Regions from separate parts of the Homo sapiens genome. Here regions 2 and 3 are each linked to region 1. A link is a loop called in an ENCODE intact Hi-C map of the cell type or tissue named here. Cell type or tissue: endothelial cell of umbilical vein. All regions are shown on one strand. Links, peaks and the distances in the headings refer to the core of each region. The heading gives the core; the rest is flanking DNA.

Region 1 (10,706 bases), core at 1,215-9,214:
GTGAAAACCAAATGAGAGAGCACTGGTGAAACCATATTGAAGATCATAAAGATTAAACATAAAAGTATTATTAGGATAATTCTGAATAATTGAATAATTTATTTGTTGTTAGGTTAATCCATAACAGCTTATCAAAATGAATCATTTTGCATATACTGTTCTTCCTGAAGTTCCAAGCAGAATAGAGCAAGTGGTGCCACTTTGTAATACGGAAGCCTTTGATCTTCTGAAGACAGGCAATTCCATGGAAATTCTAAGTCAGCTGTGGGAACTTCTGAATTGCTCATTTTCCCAACCCCTAGCTTTAAGTGATAAACATAGACATAGATCCAGGGAATCTTCTTGGGTGTGAAGGCACATTAGCGACTTACCAGTGTCTTTACCTCACCCCCTGCAACCATGCAGGGATAATCTACCTTAAAGTCTAGAAGGTGAAGCCAGGCGCTGTGGCTCACGCCTGTAATCCCAGCACTTTGGGAGGCTGGGATGGGTGGATCACCTCAGGTCAGGAGTTCGAGACCAGACTGGGAACGTGGCAAAACCCCATCTCTACCAAAAATACAAAAATTAGCCAGGCGTGGTGGCCGAGCGTGTAATCCCAGCTACCTGGGAGGCTGAGGCAGGAGAATCGCTTGAACTTGGGAGGTGGAGGGCGCAGTGAGCCGAGATCGCGCCACCGCACTCCATCCTGGGTGACAGAATGAGACTCCTATCTAAAAAAAAAAAAAAAAAGTCTAGAAGGTGGCACGTTGTAGTAGTTAAGAGCAGGGAATGTAGTGGCAGGCAATTTTGGCTTGAGATCCTGGCTCTGTCATTTAATAGCTGTATGATCTAGAGAGAGTTACTTAAAGGATCTGAGACTGAGTTTCTGCATCAGTAAAATGGAGATGATAATAGTACAAAACTTATTTGGAGCTGTTGTGAGAATTGAATGAACTAATGTATGTAAAGAGCCTATGCGCTTTAGTGCTCAACAAATATTAACTATTTTTATTAGTTAGCCCTCAACAGCTGGGAGGGAAGAGAATAGTAGTAGGTTGTTTTAGTTGAGAACCATTACAGAGCACTGTGCAGATAACAGTAATGGAGCTACAAAGATAAATAGAAACAGTGATTCAAAGCATAGCTCTGGCATCATAGAGTCTAGTTTCAGACTCCAGGTCCTCCAGCTCTACATGACCTTAGATAAGTAAGTGACCTCTCAATGCTTCACTTTAAAGCATGGGGATCGCATTAATTGTGATTTCACAGGGTTGTTTAGAAGGATTAGTAATGTGATGCTTATAAAGTAGAGACGAGGATTGCCCCAATCTTGTGTGCCTGTTATAATTAACTATCCTAAGTAGTCTCTTGTTATTTCACCCTCCTTCTCCCCTGGGAAAAACTGTGATGTCCTAGACAGTCAGACCTCATGAGTTGAGCTTCACTGAGCTGGAATCAGAGCAAATGTGTTTGTAAACTTGTGTCTTCCTTTGCATTGTCTTTGAAGTGTAGGTCTAGGTCTGCCCACAAGCCAAAAGTGTTATACATATATGATCAATTTATCAAAGGTACCAAGGTAATTAAATGGGGAAAATGACCTTTTCAACCAATACTGCTGTACCAACTGTATACCCATACGGGAAAAAGCCAACACTAACTTTTAACTTATGTCATACACACAAATCAGCTCAAAATAGATAATAAATGTGCATAGCTTCTAAATGGACCTAAATGTAAAACCTCAAACTCTGAAACATCTAGAAGAAAGTATAAAAGAAAATATTTGTGGCCAGGCACGGTGGCTCATGCCTGTAATCCCGGCACTTTGGGAGGCCGAGGTGGGTGGATCACCTGAGGTCAGGAGTTTGAAACCAGCCTGGCCCACATGGCAAAACCCAGTCTCTACTAAAAAATACAAAACATTAGCCAAGCGCGGTGGTGGGTGCCTGTAATGCCAGCTACTTGGAAGGCTGAGGCAGGAGAATCGCTTGAACCCGGGAGGTGGAGGTTGCAGTGAGTCGAGATCACACCATTGCACTCCAACCTGGGCAACAGAGAGAGCCTCTGTCTCAAAAATAAAAATAAATAAAAATAAAAAATAAAGAAATGTGTGACTTTAGGATAAGCAAAAGTTTTATATACAGAACACAATAAACACAAACATTAAAAAAAGATACATTTGATGTCAAAATTAAAAATGTTTGCCATTTGAAAGATACGGTCAAGAAAATGGGAAAGGAAGTCTTGGACCGCAGAAACTATTTACAGCGCTTATATCAAAGTACTTGTATCCTCAACCTATAAATCCTGCTTACAATTCATTAACAAGTAAATGACCAGTACAAATCGACAAAAGATTTGAACTAAGACTTCACAAAAGAATAAAAGGAATGATGTGAACACAACTGAATTGAAAAGGGACATTGTCTGGGCTCCATAACATGCTGCTAGTTATGCTGTCAGTTGAGGGCATGAGCAGGGAGAGAGGGTAGCCCTGTTTCTTACCCCCATCTCTTACCATACATTTCTCCATTTTATCCTCTACTTTTGCTTCTCCTTATTCCATTTTTCCATGATGAAAAGGCTATAGAGGGCTCAAGCCCAGTGGCCTTCGTCCCAAAGTCATACAGCTAGTCCTAGGCAGAACCAGAAGCCAATGCTAGTCTTCCTGGTTCCGTGGATGCAGGCTCCTTCACTGGACCATGCAAACTGACCGACGAGAGTGTGAAATGGGGTGCCTTAGACCTTGTCGGATTTCCTTCTTCCCACTTTCAGATCAAAGTTGTATGCTGCTTTGAAACTGGAAACACAACTGAAGCAGAACCACATTTACATTTGAGATTTGTTTTCAAAGCAGATGTACAGTGTCATTTGCTGAGATCTCATAGGTGTTTCTATTCCACCTTGAGCAGCAGAATTATACCTCAGCAGGTTGAACAAAGCTGGGTAATCACCATTGGCTTTTGGCTTCCAGAGTCAAAGTCTACCTTTATATCACTGTAATACAATTATGCTCTCAAGCTGATGCTCCCGGATACTTGAAAAGTTTTGTGAAAGTTCTTCCTCTTATCAGTCTGAAAAACAAGTTGTGTTCCCCAGGAACTGTCTGGAATCATCTGCCACTAACTAGCTGTGTGACCTTGGGCAGTCACATCCCTCTCTGGGCTTTGGTTTCCTTATGAGTAAAACTGGGAATTAAACTAGTTGATCTCTGAGGGCTTTGACATTTTCTGCATTCTCCAGTTCCACAATTCTAAGTCAGCCTTAATACTGAAATGCTGCCAACATCTATTTAGATGGTTTTTTTGCTGTTAATTTGCAGTCTCTGGGATTCCTCTGCCTTGTTTATAGCTCTCTCGGAGCCGCCTTGCTGGTTTGAGTTTAAGATGCTATGTCTCATGCATAATTTGCCTGCTTACAATTGTGTTGTTCCCTAAGGATGGTGTCATATTTGAAAGGTGGAGGTGAGAGTATTCAGTACAGCAACAGAGCCACAGAGCCATCCCTTCCTGACACTAAAGTCATGTGTTTCTCTAGTTCCTCATCCTCTGCCCCTCTTCCGCTTTGTTTCATTGCTACATTTGGGTTTTATGATTACATCTGCAATAGCAGGCACAGATGTTTTTCTCACTCAATTGTATGGTTAATGGTAAAATGAATTTTTCCAGCAGATGCTCGCATGTGGGTGCTATCTTTTTCTCTCCTGACATATTTTCTACACAAACAGCAGATTGTGTGTCTGATGTGCCTTGAGCCTAGCAAGAGAAGAATTCAAGCTGAATAACACTAGGCTGATTTTCAAGCTCCTAAAAAAATAATGCGGCCATTAAGTTTGACAAACTCTTCACAGCACTCCTGCAGCTCCGATCCAGACCTGCATCTCCAGCCTTTGCCAGTTGTACTTGAGAAGGCTGAGAGCAAGCATGTATCCTCAAAAGGGCCACGATATGAAGAGAAAACAATATCAATTTGAGAAGAGCTGGACTCAATTACTCTGTTGCTTTGGATTCTGAAACCCAAGGCATGTAATTTAACCTCTATTTCCTCATCTATGAGGCTAAGGGATAATACAAAGCTGGTGAAGATCATTGAGATAATTGCAAAGTAGCAGAGGTCCCTGCTTAAATCTAATCCATTTCCACTACTGAATAAAAATGGCTAATTAGAGCTGATTGGCCAGAAGTCCATTTGCATGAGGGACTGAGAAGCCTCCAGGTAATGAGGCAGAACTGTGGGAAGATTAGGAGCTTGGTGTGGGGTTTCTCAACTTTGGCACTATTTAAATTTTTGAAATGATTATATCAAATATACATATACACATACATAAACATATATGTGGCCGGAATAAAAAGTTAAGAAATAAATTGAAAACAAATCTCCAAAAGCTGAAGAAAAAGATATTTCGGGCCAGATAATCATTTCATGTGGACCCCTGTCCTGTGCACTGCGGAATGCTTAACAGCAGGCCTGGCCTCTACCCACTAGATGGCAGTAGTTCATCCCTCCTACTAAAAATGTCTCCAGATATTGCCAAATGTGCCTAGGGAGGGTAGAGTGTGAGGGATTAGCCTCCAATGGAGAAGTACTACCTTAGAAGCACTGAATGTTGGCTTTACATTTTAGTTCTACTACTTATCCAAGGTCATGCAGCTAGTAACCATTTGTGCCTCAATATATTCATGTGTAAAAGGAGAATCCAAGCTAAATTGTAGAAAGGCTGGTTGAGAGGACGAAAGTGATGGGTGGATACAAACTTTGATACTCCCTCCTTACTACCATCAGGCCTTTGCTTATTCCTTTGCCCTTGTTTAAAATACACTGTTTCTCATACCCCATCTTTCTGTCTAGTTAACTTCAACTCATTCTTTAGATCTCAGCTCAAGCATCGTTTTCACAAGGGAGGCTTCCTTGATCCCTCAGACTGTATCAGAGTCCAAGACCCTCACAGCGCTTGTTGATATTATACACTCTAACACTCAGGTGACCATTTCAATTACGTTTGTTGGGCTACTAGACTGTAAGCTTTATGAGGAGAGGTGCTATTTCTGTCTTGCTCACTGTTGCATTGTCAGAGGTCAGGACAGTGCCTGGAAAAGAAAAGCCATCACTAAACACTTGTTGAAGGAAAGGAGGAGGGAAGAAATGAAGGACTGAACCCAAAGTTAAAAATATCATTATAATTTAATTCCCCTAAGGAAGAGATCTAGACTGCTAACCTTAGGCAAGTGAAAAAAATACAGTGGCATCTAGGGAATGGTTTTGAGGACAGTCTGTCAGTGAAAACTCTCTTTAGCCTAGTCCCCACAGACTTTGTGGGATTCAGTGGGCCCAATACATGGCACTGTTCTTTTCACCTGAGTTTGCAATTAACCGAGTCAGACAGATGGAGATCAACACTAGCATCTTTATTACTAAAAACAGCTGGGTTTGGAGAATATGTTTCAGCTGTGCAGGAAAACGTGACTCTCCTAATTCTACATCCCACAATTAGCTAGACTTACCTAGTCATAAGCACCACTGAACAAATGTGGTGCATCTCCTCCAATGAAGACCTGCACCTGAGAAACTCGTGGTGTGTGGAACTAAGACTATGTGCTTCCTCACTGTAGGCTTGTCCTAAAAAGAGAAGTAGCATGTATTGAACTAAATGAAGACATGCCTCCTCCTGTGGAGAAAGGCTGTGCGTATTGCTCTAGCATAGGTTCTTCTGTTTAGGAACACGATGCCAAGGGAAAGGATGTTGCTCTACCCCCACCACTGCCAACAGACTTATGCCTGGGTCCAAAGAAAATAGAGAATTGTGAACAAAATATCTGACATAGATATTTCACTAAATAACCTGTAATATGTTGAGACCCAAGATAATTTGCTCTGGGGCTTTGATTATGACACCAAAAATAAAGAGATGATCACCCCCACTTTGTCACAGAACTCTGCAGATTTGCACCTTGAGGGCTCCAGTTCATTTATCTCAGCAATAATTTTTGAGGGAAATGGCAGCCCTTGTGAAAATGTATGTGGAGCCACCAGAGGTGGGCATGTATAGGGAGCAAAGTGGTATTCTTTGCAGGGCTTCCAGATCAGGAGAAGAGGCCATCCTAAGTTGGCAATTTGTAGAGGTTGTTACTATAAAGACCAATGAAATGGTGAATGCACCCATGTTTTATACTCTGGTCTATGTAATTCAGGAAAATTTGTATATAAGTGCAAAAGCTTTGTAAACTGAAAGTCTTTTCAAATTTAAAGGGCTATTAAAATTTTCCCGTTCATGGTTTCCTTTGCTGTATTTCAAACCTCATGTACTTTTAGGAACCTCGGGTGTTCACAGTATTTTGTTGCCCATTTTCTGTTTAGTGACTACTTTTCAGGATCAAGACAGATGGGTAACTTGGTATGGTGGCTTGGGGACAAAATAGAATGATCCATGCCAGTATCTTTGGAGTGAAGCCTTGGTAGTCCTATACAGTTCGATACGTTAAAATATTAACTCATTTATTCATTAAGCCTTGACTTACTACTTGGCATGTGAGAGGCTTGCTTTTCCCAACTGTAAATTGGGAATAATACCAGTATCTCCTTGCATTCATTATGTGATTTAAATCCACATAACTGTGTCAAGCACAGTTTCATTTTCCCTGTCATAACACTTATCACTACCTTTATATTTTACAATATATTTATTTGTATATGGGCTGTCTTCCCCTACCAGAATGTGAGCTCTGAGGAAAGGGACTTGGTCTTGTAAATTTCTGAATCTCCGGAGCCTATAAGAGCAGAGGTGCTCAATAATTATTGGTTGAGTGAATTAATGAATACTTAATAAACAACATTGGCCCTAACTCCAGACTAATGCTTATCATATTCTAATCTTCATTTCTAATCTTTCTGCTTGAATGACCAATAGCTACCTTAACCTAATGTCCAAACCCGAACTCTCCATTTCCACTGCATTCCCATTTCCCCAGTGACAAGCAGGCTATTCTTTGTATCCTTCATTCTATTATAGTAAATGGCAGCTCTATGTTTCAAGTTGCTCCAATCAACAACTTTGAAATCATCCTTAAGTCCTCTCTTTCTCTCATGACTCATTTCCAATTTGTTAGCAAATTCTGTTCCCTCTATGCTCAAAATATATCTAGAATACCACTCTTTCTTAGCGCTTCCACTGCTATCCACCTGTTCTAACTCAGCATCATTTCTATTCCATGACACCATCATCTCCTGACCAGAAAATTGTTTCCACCATTATCACCTAATTATTTTTCCATAGTATGTATTTACTTTTTAAAACACAAATATGACCACAGCCTGTCTCTGCTCAAATGTTCTGAAAACCTCCCAGACTGCTGTACTTAATATATCACCCCCGCACTTTATTCTTTTATCCTAGTCAACTTGTCCTCATAACATGAATCACTGCTTGATATTATATCATTTGTTTAGTTATCTATCATTACCCAGTAGAATATAAACTCCAAAGGATTTTTGTATTTTTATTTAAATATTCTCACTGCTAGAATAGCCATGGCAACAATGAAAACTGATATGTCTTTCACATCTGTGAGTTCGTGTCTGTGTGAATGTGTGGCTGTTTCAGTGTGAGACTATGTGTAAGTGTGAGTGTATGTGATTATGTGAGTATATGTAGGAGTGTGTGTTTGAAAGTATGTATGTGTCAGAATGTGACTGTGTGAATCTGAAAGTGTGTGAGAGTTTTAGTGTTACAGAGCATGTAAGAGAATTTGTGAGTGTATTTGAGTATAGGAATGTGTATGTATGAGTGTGTGAGACTTGTGAAAATGTGTGTGATTGAATGTGTGAGTGTGTGTTACTGAGTATGTGTTTTTCAGCATGTGTAAGAGATATGAGAGTGTGATGCTGTGTGTGTTTATAAGTGTGTGAAGGTATGTACAGATGTATATGAATGTTTACAAGTGATATAGTTTGGCTGTGTCCCCACCCGAACGACATCTTGAACTGTAATTCCCATAATCCCCATGTGTCATGGAAGGGACAGAGTGGGAAGTGACTGGATCATGATGGCAATTTCCCCCATGCTGTTCTCATGATAGTAAGTTCTCGTGAGATCTGATGGTTTTATAAGCATCTGGGCTGTCTCCTGCTTGCACTCATTCTCTCTCCTGCTGCCCTGTGAAGAGGTGCCTTCCACCATGATTGTAAGTTTCCTGATGCCTCCCCAGCCATATAGAACTGCGAGCAAATTAAACTTCCTTTCTTTATAAATTACCCAGTCTCAGGCAGCTTTTCATAGCAGTGTGAGAATAGACTAATACAGTAAATTGGCACCAAGGTAATAGGGTGCTGCTATAAGGATACCCGAAAATGTGGATGCAACTTTAGAACTGGGTAACAGGCAGAGGTTGGAACAGTTTGGAGAGCTCAGAAGACAGGAATATGTGGGAAAGGGTGGAACTTCCTAGAGACTTGTTGAATGGCTTTGACCAAAATACTGATAGTGATACAGAAGATGAAGTCCAGGCTGAGGTGGTCTCAGATGGAGATGATGAACTTGTTGGGAATCGGAGCAGAGGTCACTCATGTTATGCTTTATCGAAGAGACTGGGGGCATTTCGCCCTTGCCCTGCAGATCTGTGAAACTTTGAACTTAAGAGAGTTGATTTAAAGTATCTGGTGGAAGAAATTTCTAAACAGCAAAGCGTTCAAGAGGTGACAGTGCATAAACATTTGGAAAATTTGCAGCCTGACGATGTGGTAGAAAAGAAAATCCCATTTTCTGGGGAGAAATTCATCCCAGCTGCAGAAATTTGCATAAGTAACAAGGAGCCAAAGGCTAATCACCAAGATGATGAGGAAAATGTCTCCAGGGCATGTCAGAGACCTTCGCAACAGCCCCTCCCATCAAAAGCCTGGAACTCTACTTGAGTTCTGTATCTCTTTACCTCTCCCTTTTTTTTTATTTTTATTTTTATTATTTTTTTTTGAGACAGAGTCTTGCTCTGTCTCCAGGCTGGAGTGCAATGGCACGATCTCGGCTCACGGCAACCTCTGACTCCCTGGTTCAAGGGATTCTCCTGCCTCAGCCTCCCGAGTAGCTGGGATTACAGGCACGTGCCACTACGTCCAGCTAATTTTTGTATTTTCAGTAGAGATGGGGTTTCACCATGTTAGCCAGGATTGTCTTGATCTCCTGACCTCATGATCTGCCTGCCTCAGCCTCCCAGAGTGCTGGGATTACAGGCGTGAGCCACCGCGCCCAGCCTACCTCTCTCTTTTCAAGGGCTGATAGTGATTTAGATTTTTTTCCCTGCCCAAATCTCATGTTGAATTGTAATCCCCAGTGTTTGAGGTGGGGCTTGGTGGGAGGTGATTGGATCATAGGGGTGGACTTCCCCTTTCGCTGCTGTTCTTGTGATAGAGTTCTCATGAGATCTAGTTGTTGAAAAGTGTGCGGCAGCACCCCCAACCCTGCTCCTGCCATGTAAGATGTGCCTGCTTCCCTGTCGCCTTCCACCATGATTGTAAGTTTCCTGAGGCCTCCACAGTGATGTTTTCTGTGCAGCCTGTGGGACTGTGACACAATTAAACCTCTTTTCTTTATAAATTACCCAGTCTCAGGTATTTCGTTATGGCAGTGCAAGAACAGACTAATACAAGTACCTACCATGTATTTCCTTCTTTCTTGAATCATTACTAGGTCAGCATATAAATATGCTGTGATATTTTTAATCTTAAAACTGACCACAGAATTCCTTGACATCTGAAATACTCTAGAAACCTCCTCATTTCTTGGTTCCCCTTCACAGGAAAATACATTAAAAGAGTTGTGTATACTCACTTTAATTCCTAACCTTCCATTATCTCATCAACATTTTATATCAGACTGTTATGCTCACCACTCAACTGAGACACTCTTAAGATCACTATGACCTAAAACTTACAAAAACCAAGAGTCAATTTTTTATCCTCAATGACTTGACCTCTTAGCTGGTTGCTTACTCCTTGCATGTCCAAGGACATCTGGAATCATGATCGACCCCTTGGTCAGCCCTTGGAAATGTGACCCTTAGAATATAATTCATGTCAGTGATTAAGGGTTTCATTGTGTTCACCTGGAGCTATGGACTGTTCCATATCAGTTTCTCAGGTTGCTTTGCACAAACACCAAGACTGATCATGTGCACCTGGTTCCATTGTTGGACTCTCATGTTTCTATTGCTATGGATGATATGCCTTTCTAATCAACTCTGAATAAAAGCCTTGGACCCAAAGATTCAAATGGGCTTCCCTGGTCCAATCTATCCCACAACAGCTCTTCTAGTTGGCTGCTAGAAATAAAGCATGCTCTGTGTGGCCCCAGATGGGGAAGGACTTGGAAAACTGTGTCTAGCCTCTCTGTACTATGCCCAATGCATATATGTTCCTGTTGTTTTTGCACTTTATCCTTTGCTGTAATAAATCTCAGTTATTAAAACAATCTGCTATTGAGTCAGGTGAGTCCTTGTAGCGAATCTGCAAATTTGAAGGTGGTCTTAAGGCCACTGAAACACTCTACCTTCAAAATATACCCAGGACTTAGCCACTGCATACCTTCTTTGCAGCTCCCACTCTGGTCCAAACAATCATAATCTCGCATCTGGGATAATGTAATTATGATTTTACCAGTACTACCCTATAGTCAGTTTTCTAAATAGCTGACAGAGTGATAAAAATATAAATCTTAGTATTGTCTCTTTTATATCTGT
Region 2 (10,706 bases), core at 1,399-9,398, 360 kb after region 1:
ATGATGGATAAGCTTACTCAACGTTTTCTTAAACTGAACACTTACTAATCTTCCAGATATTACCTTTTGTTGGAGTTACAAATGGCCTTCACCATACTGACAGTTTCTGACTGAGCTCCTCTCTACCCTGAATACAAGAGACCCTAATAGTTAGGTAGGAATATCATTGTCTTTATTCAGCCTGAAGAAGTTACAGAAGATGGACCTTCCTCCCTCTACAAACCTTAGGATTAAGCGTTCCCTTGTATAAGGGAGGGGGGAAATGTCAGAGGTGTTTGAACCAGAGTGACTCCATCTTGAATAGGGACTGGGTAAAGTGAGGCTGAGACCTACTGGGCTGCATTCCCAGGATGTTAGGCATTCTAAGTCACAGGATGAGATAGGAGGTCGGCACAAGATACAGGTCATAAACGTCTTGCTGATAAAATAGGCTGCAGAAAGGAGCCAGCCAAAAGCCACCAAAACCAAGATGGCAACGAGAGTGACCTCTGGTCGTCCTCACTGCTCGTTATATGCTAATTATAATGCATTAGAATGCTAAAAGACACTCCTACCAGCACCATGACAATTTACAAATGCCATGGCAATGTCAGGAAGTTACCCTATATGGTCTAAAAAAGGGAGGAACCCTAAGTTCCCCGAATTACCCACCCCTCTCCCAGAAAACTCATGAATAATCCACCCCTAGTTCGGCATATAAACAAGAAATAACCATAAAATAGACAACCAGAAGCTCTTGGGGCTGCTCTGTCTATGGAGTAGCCATTCTTTTATTCCTTTACTTTCTTAATAAACTTGCTCTCACTTGAAAAAAAAAATGTGTTCAAAGCCCCGCAGGTTATTTATTTATTTATTTATTTATTTATTTATTTATTTTTTGAGACTGAGTCTCGCTCTGTCGCCCAGGCTGGAGTGCAGTGGCGTGATCTTGGCTCACTGCAAGCTCCGCCTCCTGGGTTCACACCATTCTCCTGCCTCAGCCTCCCGAGTAGCTGGGCTACAGGCACCCACCACCACGCCCGGCTAATTTTTTTGTATTTTTAGTAGAGGCAGGGTTTCACCGTGTTAGCCAGGATGGTCTCGATCTCCTGACCTCGTGATCTGCCCACCTCGGCCTCCCAAAGTGCTGGGATTACAGGTGTGAGCCACCGCACCCGGCTTCTCCCAGGTAATTTTAATGCATAATCAGAGTTTAGAATTCATTTCAACTCACAGTGGCAGAACTCATTCTTATCTTGTTGATCCTATTTTTTTCCTCAAGTTTGACTGAGGTTTAATTGGCAAGAACAAAACTGGAAACGTCACACCTTCTGATTTCAAAATATCTTATAAATATTTACAGTAATTAAAACAATATCATGCTAGCATAAAGACAGACATATAGACCACTGGAACAGTATAGAGAGCACAGAAATAATCCATGCATGTACAATATGCTCAACTGATTTTCTACAAGGCTGCCAAGAACACACAATGGGAATGGACATTCTCTTCAACAACTGGGGTTGGGAAAACTGGATATCCACATAGAAAATAATGAATTTGGACCCATATCTTACACCACACATAAAAATCAACTCAAAATGGATAAAAGAATTAAATGCAAGACCTGAAACGTTAATACTAGATGAAAACATAGGGGAAAAGCTTCTTGTTGATACTCCCAATTTAATCAGTCTCTATTTAAGTGAACTGCTAGACCAAGTGAAGTGCTTCAAATCTTCTATCGAACGTACTGACAAGTACCTTCAGGAAATTTACAACAAATAGGTTACCATCTGAAAATAGCAATAACAGCAGAAGTTTGTGTAAGGTACTCTTCCAAGCACTCTACAAGTACGAACTCATATACTTCACACAGTAACACTATTATAATTTTCATTTTACTGATGAAAACACTGAAGCACAGAGAGATTAAATTATTCACAGTCACACAGCCTGCAGGTGGCTAGGCAGAAATTTGAACTCCAGCCGGTCACTAGGCAATACTGCCCCATAGTAGACTGAGTGCCCACTTTTGCTCCCCTGAAGTGAGTTATTTGCTTTTGGAAAATCAGTTCAGTTTGTTCCCGAAGCTGCGTATGCCTGTTGTATTATAATTACATAATTTAGTCAAATATTATGTAAATACCCACTAGAAAAAAAAGATGAGTGGAAAAAGAAAAAAGTTGCTGTACTATGACAGCTGAGATAATTGCTTTGGAAGGGAACTCACTAAAACAACTGCTGTCAAATTAAGTATGAGTGGGGCAACGATTGTTTGTGAAAAATCATTAAAATGTTTGATTCTGTGACCTGATTCCTTTGCAAGTACTTTAATTTAAGTTCTTGTTCCAGCTAAAATAAACTGACACAAAATCAGAAGTAAAACTTTATGGGTGAGGTTATGCAAGAAAGAAGTAGGAAAGTATACTCAATAGACCTCAAAAATATCAAAAGATGAGGAAGTATGTATATTTAAATATTTAAAATGTTTAAATGAAGATTGAACCACTTAAATGTGTACCTGATTTTTTGTAATTCCCCAATGTAATCAATTTTTTGTTTTTTTCTTTTTTGAGACGGAGTCTCGCTCTGTCTCCCAGGCTGGAGTGCAGTGGCACAATCTCGGCTCACTGCAACCTCCACCTCCCAGGTTCAAGTGATTCTCCTGCCTCAGCCTCCTGAGTAGCTGGGATTACAGGCATGTGCCACCATGCCTGGCTAATTTTGTATTTTCAGTAGAGACGGGGTTTCACCATGTTGGTCAGGCTGGTCTGGAACTCCTAACCTTGTGATTCACCCGCCTCGGCCTCCCAAAGTGCTGGGATTACAGGCGTGACCTACCGCTCCTGGCCGTAATCCATTTTTTAAATGAACTGACCAACCACTAGCACATAGTAGGAGAGGTCTAAAGAACTAGAATATTCTTTATTGTTTGATGTTATAATTGTCTATTTACAAGTCTGTTTCTCTCACCTCATTATAAGTGCCTTGCGTCCAAGAACTTTGTTGTATTCATTGTTTTATGTTCAGGCCTAAAGTGGTGCCTGGCATAGAGTAGAAACTCAACAAATGTTTGTTAAAATTAAATGAGATCCTGTGTGTGGATGTACTTTGAAGCTTTGAACTGCTGTGGAACTGTGGGAAGTGCTTTGAATGGACACACACATTAGTATGTCATCATTTCTGCAAGTAGAAACTCAGTAATACAGCCACTTCCAGGGTCAATCAGCAATGCCAGTAAAACCTGATGGTTAACAGAGTGAGTTCTAGAATAGAGAGACCTACTTTTGAATCTTGGCTTCACAACTAATTAGCTGGATGACCTTGGGCAAGATATGTAAATGCTGTGCACCTCAGTTTCCCCATGTGTGAAGTAGAGACTATTACAGAGATACCTACCTCAAAACATCTAAATGTCCATCAGTTGGGTGTTGATATGGAATAAGCTCCAAGTTATATTATTAGGTGAAAAAGTAAGTGGTGAAAAATGCTTACAATATGATCCCATTATTGTTTAAGAAGAAGGGGAAAGACAAAGAATATCAATATCAGCTTACATATGCACAAAGAGTTTCCAGAGGAAGATGAAAGAAATTGTTAAAAGTGATTATATCTGTGGAGTGATGCCAGAGAGCAGTTAAAATTTAAAGAGGTGAAGGAGGCAATGCACAAGAGGTTTGCTAGCAAAAATTTCTGTTGCATAAAAAAAGAACAGGAAGATCCGTAGCAGTCAGCTTGGATTAGCATGCTGCCAGAGCTCTAAGGTTAGAAGCAAAACCAAGATAAGCCTTACATCAGGGATGTCAAATCCAGACCATGCAGTCACTTCTTCCTCCAAAACACCTGAATCAGGACATTCTTCACCATGGAGCCTGGACAAGGCCTCAGAAACCTTCTTAAGTCAGTGCTCCAGGCGACCACTAAAAGTTGACAGAAATTGGACAAAGGAATAAAAGCTATTTCCCATCCAGCATTACAGCAACAAAATGAGTTGAGAAGATTCTATAAAGAAAAGGGTACTTGGGCTACGATTACCGAGCCTAAAAGGAGAATAGCTGGGAGGTGAATTAACAATGGCTCCAAAGAAAATGTGAGACTTTTAAATGGAAGGTAGTAGATGAACAGTACTAAAATATTTGCTTCGCAGTATCTTCAGGTCTGTTATTCCAAAGAAACCAAAAGAGTTACAGCCCTAGTCTTTACTGTCTGAAATTAAAATCTCCACAGGATACTCATTATAATGAATATGCTCACTTAATAAACCTGGCATTTCTATAACACTTTTATAATCAACACATTTTCAAACCAATCATGATTGGCAGCTTGGCTTCACTTTGCTCTCACCATCCTCTGAGCTAAGTAGTGCAAATGTTGTTAGATTTTATCATGTTGATAAACATCCCTTGGTTGCTGAGCAGTTGAGGGGCTTGCTGGGATCACACAACAGGCCAGTAGTGATATGGGACTACGACCCAGGGTTCCTGACAACCTGGATCTCTTTCCTTGAATGTCAATTCAAATGGAAGCAGACTTACTGGTGAGCTAAGTTGGTGGAGCAAAGAGCTAGGGTTAAGTAGGTTATTACAGCGAAGGTGACCCATTTTATATGCATATGGTGCGGGACAGGTGAGCCCCAAAATTGGGGCTTAGCTGGCTAGCGTTCTTGGTTTTGGCCAGGAAAGAATTCTTGGGCGAGTCAGTGGTGTTAAACAGTAAATTTTATTGAACTGTATTGCTCCTTGCAGAGCAGGGCTAATTCATATGCAGTGTGCCCAGAGTGGGCAGGATATGGGATGTTGTCAACTTCAGTTATATCCACTTATACCCACTTTTAATTATATGCAAATTAAGGGGTGGGTTAATGCAAAATGAAGGGATGGGTTATTTAGAACTTTCTTACAGGTCATTGCCATGGAAACAGAAGGTTACTTTCGGGTCGTTGCCATGGCATTTCTAAACTGTTATGGCGCTGGTGGGAGTGTCTTATGCTAATGATCAGCAAGGGCAAATAGAGGTTGCCTTCGGTGCCACCTACTGGTGCGTGCCGTTTTTTTTTTTAACTTTAGTTGGGCGCCACCTGCTGGTTCTTGACTTTTTTTTTTTTTTCAGCTTGTCGGGACCAGGAAATGTCTTACTGGTCTATCACCTCATGTAGGTTGACGGGTTCTGGGGATCGGCTAGATATGTTACCAGTTGATTGGGCACCAACTATGAGGGAGGCAATACTGAGCACTTTGTATTTATTGTCTCACTGAAGCTTCCTATTGCTCAGGCAAAAAAAAAAAACCACACAGTGAAGTTTCCTCAATTCCACTCTTCCATACCCCACATCTAGTCTGTCAGAAAATCCTGTCGGCTCTCCTATCATAATGTACCCAGAATACGCCCACTTTTCACCACCTTCAATGCTATTCCTCATCATCTCTCACCCAAATAATGACAATCACTTCCTCTCTAGTCTCCTTCCTTCCCCCTTTCCCAGCTCCAGTTTATTCTCAACACAGCAGCCAGAGAGATCCTTTGAAAACTCAGAACATATCATGTCACTATCTGGCTCAAAACTCTGTCATGGTTCCCAGTTTCACTCAGAGTAAAAGGCAGTGTCTTGACAGTAGCCTATAAGGCCTCCATGACCCACCATCCTGCTCTCTGTGCAATTCCTTCCCTCTTCCTGGCCTTTGCACGCTCTGTACTCTCTCACTGGAATGCTGTTCTCCAAGAATCTGTCTGGCTTTTCCCCTCACCCCATTCAGGCCTCTGCTCAAATACCACCTGACCAGAGAAGGCATCCATGACCACCCTATTTAAAATGACTTCTCCTCCCTACCCCAGTCCTTGCTAACTCTTCCTGGTTTTTTTCATAACACTGATCCCCATCTGATACACTAAATCTTTTTTTTTTTTTTTGCATATTGTGCATTTTGTATGTCTCATTACAGGAATGTAGCTCTGTGAAGAAACTACTGTATTTTTAGCACCCAGAACAGTACCTGATACCAAGAAGTTTCTCAAGAGGCATTTGCTGATTAATTTCTGAAAAGAGTTTTGTGAAATGGGTACCATTATTATTCCCATTTTACAGATGAAGAAATGTCATAGCGTTTCAGTGGTTTAGTTAGGGTTACTCATCTAGTAAGAGGTGAGTCAGGTCTCCCTGCCTCTGTAGAGATAAAATTCATTCTCTCTCTCTCTCTCTCTCCTTCCTCCTTTACACATCCGAAAACACATATACACATGCTTACGTGAACATTCTGCAACATTCTGCAAATATTCTCAGTGTCACTGTAACTAAATTTTTAGAAAAAAATAGCAAAGGACTAACTGGAATGAGCTCCATCAGCAGGAGGAAAAGAAGCAAAAAACTCAAGCAAAAATAATATGACTGAGGAGGAAAACTAGTATTCAATGCAAAACATTAAGGAGGTTTTTGTGGGTGGAAGCAATCTTGTTCATCTACTTGTGGCAGGATATTTCGAAGAAGTATTATTGTGGGGTTTGTTCTCTGTTACAAAGTAATCAGAATGAGAGGTAGTTTTCTTCCTATTTCCTCAAGGCCTCACTCTCAGAAGGGCCCTGTGCTTGGTTTAAAGCCCTGCTGTCATTGTCTTGAAATTGTGAATAATTTTATCTTTGATTTTGTGGTTTGTAAGTGAAATCTAATGGGACAACAGAACATTTGTGTTAACACACAACATATGCCAGGTGGTAGTATGCACATAGCAGTTCATGCAATGCACTATGCACACCCAGGGTAGTCCAGGGTACTGCAGGTTCTTGAAAGAATAGCTGTGGCCAGGATCTAGGTCAAGACTGGTGGAGTCAATAGTGGTGGAAACAGCAGAAGCTACAGTTGTCATGGCAGTGGCTGCAGCCCCAAAAAAGAGGGGGTGCTCCATATGGGGCCAGCACTGGGACCAAGGTGGACATTCACTTACCTGTCCATCCCCAAAGCCCATCCCTCTGCCATCTACACGAATAGCTACTCTCTGACTTGAATTTTGGGACAGGTAACTGCCTGTTTTTAGGCAATAAAGTTTGTCAGCAAATTACTATAAAACAAGTATAAAATGCATTGTACATTGCAATAAACATATCAGAGAGTTATTTGGAGTTTTCAAAGAGTTTAGAATTTCTGGGTTTGAAACCTGTTGCAGCCTTGCAAAGGAAATATCCACAGGCTTAGAAAAGAATTAATTTTAAAGATTATCCTATTCAACAGAAAATAAATATTTTCATATAAAGCTTCGGATGAACCAAATATTAAAGATGAAGACAATTTGAAAATTAACATTTCCTTGTAATTGAAGATAGAGTGGTGGAATGCATAAACAAGCATTTTGAATGGTTTATAAATGATGAAGTCACTTTTGGTTAATTATATAACCTCCACGAGTTGCAGGAAATGTCAAATAAACATTAAAATACCATTGTTTACATTTACATTTAAAGTTAAATTCTGACTTACATGAAACTGACTTGTATGAAGAGTTATATCTTTTTAGAAAAATTGTTTCATGAGAATCATCAGCTCTAGATGTAATAAAATTTATATTTTAAAATAATTTGTTAAAACCTTACCCCAATGTTGTCCTTCTCTAGAAATACTCTTGACAGCATCAGTTACAGTTGCATGAGCAGAAAAATCCTTCTCAATATTAAAACATATCAAAGGGGATTTGCAATCTTACATTTGTCACCAGTAACTGATGGTACTTTCAATTATATTGACTAAAAACAAGGTTGCTGTAAGTATACGTTTTGGTGATATTATAAATTAATTTGCAGAAAAGTGAGCCAGAAGAATCTTGTGCTCAATCAAGATGTCACATTAATGAAATGTCATTATTCACTGTATATATAAAATTATGGCACTGATTTATAAAATTATGAAACAAATATTATTCTTTGCATTTCTAAAGATTATGCCATTACTCATGTGTCACTATTACCCCTATTAAGTTTCATAAGTAATAAAATATTTCTAAAGGGAGAAGTTTCATAGTTTCGTACCTTTAACATCACTTTTTTCTGATTCTTGAACAAGGGACCCTGAATTTTCATTTTGCACCAAGCGTCAAAAATTATGTAGCTGGTCCTGCTTCAGGATTATATCATTCTCTCTGCCACCTACCCTACCACTCCACCACACACACACACACAGCTAATCAAACAAGCTTTTCCTTATTTTATATATTATTTGATTGAGGCACAGCTTTATCCAGGCACTAATCACCTCATTTATGTTAAGATGCTGTAAGTTAATAGGAAACATATTCTTCATCCCAAATAATACATGTATTTTAATAGAGGTTTGCGCTGACAACCTTGAAAGGATGTTGTTTCATCCTGGTCTGTAGTTCCCCGCAAAGGTTCTGACATAGAACTGACATTTGATAAATATCTGTTAAATTAAGTGTATGGTAAGTGATTCTGGAACTCCCTAGCAGGCTATTAGTAGTGCTGTTCTCAGTCAAGGGCACATTTCTTGGTTGTTACACGAAAAATGAATGTATGAACCATATGCAGATCTTTGCTCCACTTTGTCCCCAAAGTGTAATTGGTATCTAACCTCAGCTTTCCTGTGCAGGCTAGAGCCTAGTAAATGAGATAAGTTGGGCTCCGAGCCCAAGAACACCTTACCACAAGTAAGAGATGGCCTTCATTTTGAAACAAAGCACACACATGCCCCTGAATTTCAAAGCAAGGTGCCCCAGTCTCCAGGATGAAAGGGATGAATCTACTGTCAGCTTCTAACTAACTTCTTTGTTCCTTCATGTTTTATTTTCCTAACAAGGGTCAGTCCCTCTGGTTCTTACTGTCACTATCATTCCAGGCTCACTCACTAAAACTCCACTGTGGGTTTTGACAAGAATCCATTTTGTAGAGCTGAGCAGGGTAGCATTTATTCAAGAGTTTTAATGCATGCTATGAGGATATAAAAATTAAATTGACATAAAACACAAATAGAGAGAAAAATAAGATTTTCAAAGTACAAATTTCCAATTTTAAGAGTGTTAGTAAATGAATCCAGCTGACTAGGTCCCCAATCATCTGACTAAAAATTTATCTTCCTCCTACTATACATAATGAGCCTCTTTCTCTCCCAGCAGCATGTCTACCTCTTGGCTTTTATGTACTATATTGTCCCTCACCTTGAGACTCTCATTCCAACTCTTACCACCAAAGATTTGCCAAACCCTCAGGTGACCCTCAGTCCTTTCTAGAGCTAAGGATGAGCTAAATTATTGACTTGGATGCAAAACACTACTACTTTACAAATCATTGTTGGACTGAGTGTTTACCCCAGTTTTAAAGTTCATTCTATCACACAGAAACAATTGATTTTATTAAAGCCAGTTTGCTTTTTGCAAAATTGTGTAACAGCTGTTTCAACATAAAGCACTTGAAGCACAAATATTAGATAAGCACATGTACAGAAGGGAATGGGGTGTCAGAAATAAAATGATTTAGATATGGTACTTAAGGAATATTGAAGTATGATAAAATAAATCCTTGTTATGAATCATTTCTGAGACCCATAGAGATAGATTTGTGCCTATGATATGCCATATCTCACACTTTGTTGCGTCTCCCATAGAGCCCAGCACCTAGCATATTCTCTTTAATACTGGAGTGCTCAGTAAAGGTCCGGTAAGTGATTGACTGGTTGTTGCTCTTGCAAAAGAAAACAATTCATTTTCTGATGAGCTTTGTATTTAAGATCCAAATCAGACAAGCTAGTTTATTTTTCTTCAAAAATGGTGATTATTTACTCTGTTGCAAATAAATATAGAATGCCATGTCATCGAGAAAACATTTCTGAATCTACGGACACACAGTCAAAAGAAATACATAAGAAGAAAGAATACACTGAAAAGATATCTCCCTTTTCTGAGTTTAATAAATGACCATTTTAACAAAAGCTTGTGAGACGAAATTGCTTTATGAATGAGACATTTTATGTCAAGTTCCAGCCAGTAGCTGACAACACTTTCAGTGCAATGTTAACAATTTGAAATATATTGAAATAATTTTATAAATTAATAATGTAGCTATGAAAAGCTCAACCTCATAATCATTCTCCTCTGGAAACACTCCATTCCATCTTATTTTTATAAGCACTTTATATGGAAATATGATACGTTGCTCCTGTTAAGCAAACTACTTTAGGAGGCAAAAAATTGATTTATTGAATAATTAGCATGCAGATAGAGAAAAGCTATGTGCCTTGCAGAAGATCTAAAATTGTTATTGGGAGCAAAGTGATAGTCATATTTTTTTAAACTGTATCAGCGATTGCAGATGCCAGGCACATTCGCAATAACAGTACAATTTAGTCACGGATTAGATATGGACATGGTGTTAGCATTTTAGTGTGAGAATAATTTTGGTAATATAAATGTGAGCAAACCTTTGAGGATTTAGAAAGGCCAGATAAGGCATAAAGTATATCCTGGCCGTGGCAGCGTAACAGGGTCATTGTAGGAAGAGGATATATAATGTAGATTATTCATGACCTCAGAGAAGACAGCGACACACAGAAGACTCTTACTAATAAAAATAGAGATGATGTTGCATACATTTATGAAATTCCCAGAGAGTAGCAAGTATGATATTGGACATATTAAAAGGTCAAGTGCTTCTCTCTCAGCACTAAGAAAGAAATATCAGAATGTCCCTAAAGATAGATAAAGCATAAAGCAGTGAGTTTTAATAAAAGT
Region 3 (10,706 bases), core at 1,236-9,235, 510 kb after region 1:
GGTAGCAAGAAACAGGATGGTGACTTGAACTTGCATATCGTTCCAAAGCTCTCAAAGGCGCGGACTTAGGGAAACTCAAATTTTGTATGATGGTGACTTGCAGTTGTGAAGCGATCGTGGAACTCAGGAGTCAAGGTCAGGCTATCACGCTGAGGTGAGAAGCACACCATCTAGGAAAAAGCAAACATAAAAATAGGAAATGAGGTCAGGAACAGAGGCAATCTAAATGAGTAGCTTATAAATTTGGAGTAATAAAAATATATGCCAGGGCCGGGCATGGTGGCTCACGCCTGTAATCCCGGCACTTTGGGTGGCTGAGGCAGGGGGATCACGAGGTCAGGAGTTTGAGACCAGCCTGGCCAATGTGGCGAAACCCCGTCTCTACTAAAAATGCAAAAAAATTAGCTGGGCATGGTGGCACATGCCTATAATCCCAGCTACTTGGGAGGCTGAGGCAGGAGAATCACTTGAACCCAGGGGGCAGAGGTTGCAGTGAGCCGAGATCACACCACTGCACTCCAGCCTGGGTGACAGAGTAAGATTCCGTCTCAAAAAAAAAAAATATATATATATATATATATACACACACACACATATATGTATGTGTGTGTGTGTGTGTGTGTGTGTGTGTGTGTATATATGCCAAATTGCCCTTGCAAAGGTTGTACCAATTTGTATGCTAAAAGCAAATGACAGTTCTTTCCTCTCATGTACTTACCAACATGACACATAATCAACATTTGTGACTTGTATCAATTAGAAGGTAAATCACAAGGTATCTAATTTTTGTTTTAATTGATTTCTTTCATCACCTTTCCTCTTTAAATACTTGTTCTTATCCTTTTTCCACGTTATATTTTTTTCTTACTGATTTATAGGTACTGTTAACATTTTAGAGAACTTATTTTTAATCCTCTCTATATTGCAAATATTTTTTCCGAGCATGTCATTTACTTTCGAATTTTATTGCTTTTGTCTTTTGCCATAAAGTTGCTTCAAGTATTTATGTAGTCAACTGTTTCTGCCTTGCTTTGAAAAGTCTTTCCCCCAATAAGATAATACAAATATGTTCACTTATTCATTTTTAATATTTTTACAGTTGTCTGGTAGTATTTCCGAACATTAAGGAAAGGATGGACTACTCAAAAAATGGTGTTGGAATAAACATCTGACTATCCATCCACAAGTGTCTGGAGTTCTCTCCCAGTAGTCTTTTTTCTCTCTAGAGCCTGAGAGTTTCTGGTAGTGCCATAACTCCTGGGTAACCAGGTTGAGTCCTCAAGCTGATCTTAGTTGATCCCGCAGTTTCTTTGGGTTAGTGTAGCTTTGAGAGGAAAATGTTTTCAAATAAATAATTACTATCTATTTTGTTGTCTTAAGTTTTGTTCGTCTACCAATCCATACTACGACTCATATCAAGTGAACAACAGTACCAAGTTCTCGGATCTCAGATCTTCTGATAACGCTTCACTAATAATTAATAAATAAATAGTCACTCATAGTTTTGGAAGAACTGAGGGAATCGGAGCATGAGTAGGCTGTTAGATGACATTCGGCCACTGCTGTTGATTCTATTGGGTGCAGTAATGGAACTGTGGTAACATAAATAAATATATGTTTTGTCGAGGGAGGAACTGAAGCAAATAGATATACAATGTTATCAGTAATTTATTTTATGGAAAAATGTTAACAATTTTTATGTTGTTGTTTTGAGATGGAGTCTCACTCTGTCGCCCAGGCTGGAGTGCAGTGGCGTGATCTTGGCTCACTGCAACTGCCTCAGCCTCCGAAGTAGCTGTGATTATAGGCGTGAGCCACCACACCTGGCTAAATAGTTACCAATTTTTAAATCCAGGTGCTTGGTGGGCATTATAATTAGCATACAATGAGCAGTGAGGACGACCAGAGGTCACTTTCATCGCCATATTGGTTTTGGTGAGTTCTGGCCGGCTTCTTTACCACATGCTGTTTTATCAGCAAGGTCTTTGTGACCTGTATCTTGTGCTGACCTCCTATCTCATCCTGTGATTAAGAATGCCTTAACCTCCTGGGAATGCAGCCCAGTAGGTCTCAGCCTTATTTTACCCAGCCCCTACTCAAGATGGAGTCACTCTGGTTCAAACGCCTCTGATGCCACCTCTTCCAGGAAGCTTTCCCTGATCCCTCCTGCTGGCTTTGAATTGATGATGGAAACTCTCAGAGCCTTCCTCCAATGCCTACTCTGATTACAGCACTTAGGATATTTCACTATAGTGCCATCTGTTTCCCTGTGTTTTAATCATTTGGGAATGCCTTGACGGTAACTGGAATAGAATAGGTCCTCATTTTATAGCATAAATGTTTATAGTACAGAAAGTAAGACCAGCATGCAATGCTCTCAAAAGGAGTAGCATTTGAATGGGACCTTGAAGAATGGGTAGAATTTTTAGGGTGTGGAGGAGAAGGCAAGCAGGTGGAAGGGACAAAGGCGGAGGCACGAAATTGCTGGGTACGCGTGGAATTAGATGAGGGATGAAGCTGAAACAAAGGACGGCTGAAGTGGGCAGTAAAAATAAAACTGTAAAAGATTTGTTGAGGCAAATCATAAAGGGCTTCAGATGCCAGATTTCTTAGATGAGGTGGAGTTGTTTAGCTGTCTTGATATTAACGAAAGGGTTTATGTTTGCAGTGAATAAAACAGCAGATATTTAGGATTAATCTGACCTATTCTTCCTTGTTACTAGGTTTTGGCATACAAAATGTATGGAAAATTTGCTTTCATGGGGGGGGTGGGGTGGAGAAAAAACCGAATTTTATTAGATGCTATGGAAATCAAATGGGATTTTAGAATTGCCACTTGCAAATAGAAGACAGAATCTAAGACTGAAATGGAAGACAGCTGTAAAACAACAGGACTGGTCTAGAAAGATGTAAAAGCTGAAGCAAATGTAGATGAAGGAGCAATTGGGGCCTATGAGGCCCTCCATGATCTGGCCCCAGACTGTTAAAATAGTTTCCTGACTAACTTTGCCATAACCAAGTCCACCCTCATAGCCACCAGCTTTTTATTCCCCAAACAGTACCTCTGCTGTGTTGTGCTTACTCAATAAGCCTTCTGAACTGACCATCGGTGACCTTGTCCTAATTCTTGCTTCCTGCATTTGTGGGCACTACAAGGCACCTTCCCCAAGAAAGGTTCTCTGGAAAGACTAGTTTACTTATTGGCTCCTGACCAAAATCACATTTGTACCTCTCCTCACACCATTCCTTCTAGTTGGAATGCTCCCTCTTTCCTTTCTATCTATGGAATCTCATCATCCAACTCAAGTCCCATTCATTCCATTATATGACCATCAGAAAGACATGAAGCCTTAGAGGCAGTAACTAGGTCCTATACTAATATGTATTTGTGTATGTATATTAGTACAAATATATATATAATATATACAAATATATATACTTATACACTAATCTATACATATACAAATATATATAATATATTTTATTATATATGATAAATATGTTATATATTTAATTATATATTTAATTAAATATATATTTATTATATAATAAATATATTATATAGTATGTATATTTATTATAGATTTATTATATATAATAAATATATTATATAGTATATATATTTATTATGTGATAAATATATATTTATATATAATAAATATATAATATAGTATATATAATAAATATATAATATAGTATATATATTATATGTGTTATATATATTACATCATTGATTAATTCAGAGGCCCAGAGAGAGGAAGCAGCAGTGCTCTTTCACAGCTTCTAAGATTACTATTGCACTTCTATTGTATAGGTACAGAATGGATGTGTTAACACTAACCCTTTTGTTACAGTCAAATCTTCTTAACATTTCATTTCCTCCTTGGTCCTGAGGTCTTCGATCTACCCTTGAATGAAGCATTATCAAAGGAGAAAGGGAGTAAGGTCAAGGAAATGGAACTAATATGTTTTGATGTGAGCACTCAGTATGTGGCAAACCCTTTACAACCTGATCATATTTTGGCCTTACAACATCCTTGTATTTGAAAAAGCAGAAGCTCAAAGATGACATGTGGCATGTCCAAAGTCACACAGCTAGCGTCCAAGCTCCAGACTCCAATATCCATGTTTTTTACACTAAACTAAGCTGTTTTCCCTTAAAATGAGTAGCTGTCATTCACATTCTGGAGCATGTGAAAATTCTGTCATGGAGCTGCGTTATGGTTTGAATGTCTGTCTCCTCCAAAACTCATGTTGAAACGTAATTGCCACTGTAACAGTATTAAGAGGTGAGATCTTTAAGAGGTGGTTAGGCTCCACCGTCATGAATAGATTAATGCCATTCATGGGAATGGCATTTCATGGGAATGGATTCCTTACAAAAGGGCAAGTTTGGCCTCTCTCTCCTTTGCCATGGGATGACACAGCAAGAAAGCCCTTGCCAATTGTCAGTCCCTCAGTCTTGGCCTTCTCATCCTCCATAACCACATGAACAAATTTCTCTAATAAATCCCCTCTCCTCTATCTATCTATCTAGCTAGCTATCCCATTGGTTCTGTCTCACTGGAGAACTCTGACTAATACAAACTAGTTTATAGCTTGTCTAAAAACTTCAGAGAAAAGATGTCTTCAAAATATTCTACTCTGAGTAAGAGACAAAGAGTGCTTCATGAAATTATTCAAGAATTCTCTTGCATAGCCAATGTTTAAGAGGCGTAAGTTACTAAATGTGCATAGAACCACTTCTTTAAAATTAAATAAGCAATATTATATGCAAATGAATCTAAGCAGCTCTAGAGCTAAACAATAAACTAAGGGGAAATTAATGCATCATGTTCAAATATTATTAACAAAAATGGAAAAAAATAATAGGTAAATAACACTAATAAAGTGAATTTTTCTGGGCCAGGCACTGTTCTAGCTGCTTTACATATATTAACTCACTTAATATTTAATACAACCCTATGTGTTAGGCATTATTATTATTATTTTATAGATGAGGAAATTGAAGCTCAGACAAGTTACATAATCTGTCTGAGGTCACACATTTATTAAGCAGGAAAGCCCAAAATGTACAGCTATGCAATCTTGCTCTAGATGACACACTCATCCATTACAATGCACTTGAAACTAATGATGTTAAGATTTTTTCTTGCAATTCTTAACTGCTCAAAATCATCCTAACACAAGAAACTTCTGGTTAAATAAAAAAGAAGGCCTCCACCTTTAGAAAAGATGTATGATAATACCTGTAGCATAACAATGAGCAAAAACCATCTTAAAATAAAACACCCAGAGTAGCTCATAGGTTCTAACACAAAATGTGAGTCTAAGTTTCTACAATATGAATTTTCTTTTTGTTCCACATATTCCTATCAAAACGGTAAGAAATAAATTAGTATCGATACAACTCTTCCATTAAATTTCTACAAATATTACCTAAACATAACGAACAGATTTCAATTCTAATCCTACTCAGAATCATACACATTCTTTCTTTGTTATTTCATTTATGATAATTAATTATACATCTTTTACATTGTTAATTTTTAAATTCCCACTGCACGTAGAAGCATATTTTACTGGAGACTTCTATGTAGAAAACTGAATTGTACATTATAAGATCACATGACCATGCATATCCCAGTTTTCATTCTTCCAAATGAGTAATATAAATTCACAAATCAACTTTCTTCATTTGAAAATTTAAGTATCATCCCTATGAGCAAAAGCCCTAACTACTTATGTTCGAAACAATTGAGGGATATGATGCTGATATTTATTATCACATTTATTTTTTGTTCTTGCTATTTTAATCTTTGATTGTTATGGAACATCTTCACTCTCTTTCTATGGTTCAATGGGTTAACAACCAAATAGACATCCATCAGTTTTTAATAATAATCTATTTTTCACATTAAAATTTCATGGAAAATCGTTCATACTTCTTACTGGATGGAAGTTTTTTAAATAGCTCTGAAAATTCACCACCAAAAACAGTCAAAAAAGATTCTATGTAGCAACAGTGCCCTCTGCTGGCTACAGCGTGGAACAGCTAAACCAGGCCTATAAGAAATCCAACAGCTAAGGGGATCTGCCGTGACCCCCGTTTGGCGATGCCGACAATGACCGTTCTGCCCACCTTTTCCCCATTCCAGGTTAAGTAGAATTTGGCTTGATACCTCCTCAAGGGAAGCAAACTCTGTTTAGCAGGCCAGGGATCACATGTGCCCTTTTCTTCCTTTTGAAGAGCTGGTCAAGCCCAAAACCTCAAAAGATTTTAAGAAAAGGCACACGGATTTGAACAATCGTTTCCTGATCTTCTCCAGATCTTTTACAGATCTTCCTCTTACCTCATTTTTCACTGGCCCGCATAAGACAAAAAGAAGCATTTATAAATAAAACCAGTCCATCCCCTACTCCGGAGCTACTTGCCCCCCTTGTCGCCTCCCTTAACGGTAATAGCAGCAAACAATTCAAGATCAGCATTAAATGGCTCTAGGGGTAAGAATTGAAAACCCCTTTTAGCCAGCACCTAACAGTGTCTAGTCACTTACTAGGAGAGGTAAATGGTGCTTCCTAAGTTATTGAGTGTGATCCTCATTAAAGGTGCTTGTATCATTGCAACTTCAGACTGAACTGCCATACCACCAAATACACATGGGAAGCTAGAGAGGAACAAGGAATCTCTAAGCATAGAGGCGTCCCTCTTCTAGAAAAACAATTCCAAAAGCCGTTCCCTGCTATTTGTAGTTACTTTAAAGATTTTATACTCAATTCAATTATTGAAGGGGTTCCTAAATACTAATTAAGGGAGTGCAGTTTCCCCTCGAACTTTGCTTCTGTGGGGATCGGGCGGTTCCAATGCAAAGCTTTGCAACTTGGGGCGGCTGCATAAGCTCTCAGCTTTGGGCTACTCCAAAATCCACGTTGACCCCAGGGCCTCGGTGAACAAAGCACTGGGCTGCGCTACTTGAGGCTCAGTCCCTGCCCCTTCCCACACAACCAGGAAGGCGTATACACAACGAAAACCGGAGGTCTACTACGTGGCACCACGGAGAGGAGGGAATCACTTCAGAGTTGATTAGCTGCGTCGGGGATTCGGGTGAGGCAAGTGAGGCTAAGTCGTTCAAGTGCAAGGTCTGAGCTTGCCCTTATTTAATATTTCTTATCTAGCTTCTTGCGGAATTTTGGCTATAACTTTGAATTTTAAAGAGACTGCATGAACAGTTTTATCTTGATTACTGAGTATCTTGGTGCCGCCTTAAATTTTGCACCCGAGGCGAGTGCCTTGCTCGTTTTGCCCTATTTACCACCGTGGTGATTGAGTGAGGGCGATTTTCCAGCTACCGAAGGGGTAAAAGATAGCCCGGAGGAGGAAGCCGGGAGCCGAGGCAGGAGCCCTCAGGATGGGAAGGAGGAGGAGGTCGCAGAGGTGGGCTCTGACTGGCTGGCTGCGAGCCAGCGAAGACGCTCCGCTCAGGGAATTTGTGGGGCCGCCAGGGAAACAAGCTTGGTTAAAGCGGAATACGGGAAGGAGTCGGCTTACCGGGTCTGGCTGCTCCGAGCCACGCAATCTCCTCTCCTTAACCGCCTCCCCTCTCTGGGGAGGACTCGTCTCGTCTTTGCAGTGTGCCTACTCCGATGCAGTGCCGTTCTGTGCCACGTTGTCACCCGGCTGCTCTCTGGAGAGACCCGCCCCTGCGGATGGCCTCTCCAGCATTCGTCGGCTCCTGACTCGCCACCCTCTGCACTGGGCGGGGTCGCCCCCTTACCCCACTCCCTAAGGAGGGGAGGGCTGAATGCTGTCACTTCTGACCTAGTTGCAGTATGCCAGGGACTCTTCCTCAGTTACACCACTCACCCCCACCCCCACCCCCACCCCCGCCCCCGCCCCACTCCGTCTCTGCAGCGGAATTAACCAACTCAAGTCCAGAGCGGTAAGAGACCCTCCAAGGGTCTGTTGGTTATTCAATAACTGTAAAAGTCGTGGATGGATTCGATCATAAGGGCGTCAAATCTTAAAACTGGAAAAAACATCCGATTTGGAGAGTATTTAACATTCAATATCTGTCGTGAAAAGTCACGAGGCAAATTAAATGTGGGTTAATATTTAATACCAGTAGTGAATCCTAACAGATACACACAAAAAGAAACCTCTCTAAAGCAGGCCCTACGAATTGCTGCCTGTGCACGCTTGACACCTCCATCAAGGGGTATAAAAAAGCTTTCAGAGGAGGACCGAGTTTCTGTTGTGAAACGGCCTGAAGGAAGCTCAGTTTCACAGAACGCCAGCCTGGGAGGATTTTATTTGCTGTTCCTACTCAATTCCTTTATAAGACCTCAAATTTCTCTGAAGCCCTTCGCAACATAAAATGGCAAGTGCTTGTCCACAGGTTACTCTGAGATTCTTACAAAGCATTTTAAATGGCTTGTTCAACTGAGACTGGCAGCTCAGAATTTGTTCTTCTAGAAAATGGATGTGAAAAACAGCTGTTAATGCCATACAGTTGTTTTAATGCGTTAAAGTGCACGGAAAACAACCAGGCCAGTGAAGATCCATATTTCTCCCAATTCCCCAAAGACATATTTTACTGGAGAAGTCTTGTCTTCAGATATTCAACTTCATTTATTAAGGCCTTAATAAATGAGGATCGGTCAGTACAAGAACAAATATCAGACTTAGCAATTTAGTTCACCCAGTTAAAATTGAGTCTCAGAGAAAGCAGTGAATCCCTTTTGTTTTTAGTTTTTTAACTGAAATTCACATTTAACTGTGTGCTTTCTTTCTGACAAACCCAAGAACAATGCACCAACTACTAGAATTTTTTTTTTTTTTTTTTTTGAGACAGAGTCTCCCTCTGTCACCCAGGCTGGAGTGCAGTGGCACAATCTCGGCTCACTGCAACCTCTGCCTCCTGGGTTCAAGCGATTCTCCTGCCTCAGCCTCCTAAGTAGCTGAGATTACAGGCACCCGCCACTATGCCTGGCTAATATTTGTATTTTTTTGTTTTAATAGAGACGGGGTTTCACCATGTTGGCCAGGCTGGTTTTGAACTCCTGACCTCAGGTGATCTGCCCGCCTTGGCCTCCCAAAATGCTGGGATTACAGGCGTGAGCCACCGCGCCTGGCCTACTACTTGAATTTTTTTGTCTATAGTCTTTAACAAACAAGACAATAACAGATGTAGGCAAAAATATCACATGGATTTTTAGTAATTTATACATGCAAAAAATATACTAACCACATTGAAATATGTGTTATGAGAGTTATAAATATATAGATTAAGGAGACTGCTAATCTGATAGCTAAGAAGTCTTTAACATTAGCCCAGGGATCTGCAAACTACTGCTTGCCAGTCAAATCACGCCTATGGTCATTTTTTGTACAATCTTTCACCTAAAAATAATGTTTACATTTTTTAGTGCTCAAAAAATATCAAAAGAAGAATATTTTGTGACAAGTGTAAGTTATGTGAATTTCAAAATTCGGTGTCCATAAATAAACGTTTATAGTAACCTATTCATGCCCACTTATTTTCATATTGTCTCAAGCTGCTTTTCTGCTAGTGGCAAAGCTGAATAGTTTCAACATAAACCATTTAACCCTCACAGCCAGAAATATTTACTGTTACAGAAGCAGTTTGTCAATCCCTGATATAGATGAAGACATTACCTATAAAGTGGTGTTACAAATAATCGTTAAGTCTGTTAGCTGTAATTGAGTGGGCTCAACATTTTCCTTCTTAGATAAATTATTTGTTTAGCTATCATTTTTCTCACAGTCAAAAGAAAAAGACCATGTTTTCATACACACGAAATGCTGGTAAACTGCAAACCGATGGGATACAGGCTGTCTCTGCTTTTCATGACTTCTAATTCACCCTTTGTCCATTGCTACGCTGCTTCACAAACCAAAATCCTGCTGTGGTTTCTAGAGTCCTAAGCCAATCAGTACTTTACCAAGTGGCTCGCCTGCCATCTAGTGGGGAAAGATAAGAGTGCTCTCTCTCTCTCTCTCTCTCTCTCTCTCTCTCTTTTCGAAAAACTGACGAGGTCGCTATAAGCTGTAGGACCTCAGACAGTGATGATTATAATAGTAATTCATTACATTTTAATGGCACTTTGAAATTTACAAACTATTTCCCAAAGTATAGTATTTTAGTTAATCCTCCCTCACCACAATTCTGTGATGTAAGCACATCTTCTTTGCCATATTTTTTCAGATGCAGAAACTGAGTGTAAACATTGGCTTACTCAAGGTCCTACAGGTGGGCTCGAACCAAACGTCATGCTCTGTTTGCTGAACCTAACACCTCTGAATTTGGGCTCTCTCATTTCTACATTTCCAGTTCTATTCTATGAATGATTTTGAGTCTCTGCCACAAGGACATTTATTTTGGGAAACTCCCTTGAGTAGTCTTTTCAAACAAACAGGACCCATCCAAAACATCCCCTCTCCAACAAATATTCTAAGGAGGCAAACAATTTTTTTAGCTAAAGGTTTAATTAATGTTTATCTAAACATGTTGTTATCTTAGACCCATTTTATGATGCACGACACATAAATTGGGAAGAAGATACTTAAGGCTTAAACCTTGGAGGGCTGTGAGACTCCTGGCAGAATGCCTGCTACTAGCTACCCTAAATCCTTTTCTGATTAAGACATACAATAATTTTTCCAATTCAGTATGAGTTCCAACTTT

The links. Hi-C counts contacts between places; a loop is a spot of excess contacts. Peaks named below come from ENCODE experiments on the same cell type or tissue, not always from the same donor. Only the 100,000 strongest peaks of a DNase experiment are listed, where the experiment ranks them.
Region 2: it touches region 1 in a loop (24-fold over the local background); 22 of 110 quality-filtered maps call a loop at or near these places.
Region 3: a loop joins it to region 1, with 4 times the contacts of the local background. A loop is called at or near these places in 9 of 110 quality-filtered maps.

Annotation. Positions count from the first base shown.
Region 1 is chrX:141,272,244-141,282,949 of GRCh38, reverse strand. No RefSeq gene overlaps it. Among named protein-coding and RNA genes, the nearest start is that of SPANXC, 35 kb to the right of the region's middle. In endothelial cell of umbilical vein, for the core only: a CTCF peak has its summit at 4,449 (motif pointing right); no DNase peak of the experiment used is centred there.
Region 2 is chrX:140,912,897-140,923,602 of GRCh38, reverse strand. No RefSeq gene overlaps it. Among named protein-coding and RNA genes, the nearest start is that of MIR320D2, 8.0 kb to the left of the region's middle. In endothelial cell of umbilical vein, for the core only: a CTCF peak has its summit at 5,045 (motif pointing left); a DNase peak (open chromatin) is centred at 5,052; H3K27ac peaks cover 353 bases.
Region 3 is chrX:140,761,542-140,772,247 of GRCh38, reverse strand. LINC00632 (long intergenic non-protein coding RNA 632) reads right to left here. Exons shown (of 5, transcript NR_173140.2): 4 at 1-170. Among named protein-coding and RNA genes, the nearest start is that of LINC00632, 57 kb to the right of the region's middle. In endothelial cell of umbilical vein, for the core only: a CTCF peak has its summit at 6,063 (motif pointing left); a DNase peak (open chromatin) is centred at 6,027; H3K4me3 peaks cover 1,308 bases; H3K27ac peaks cover 1,306 bases.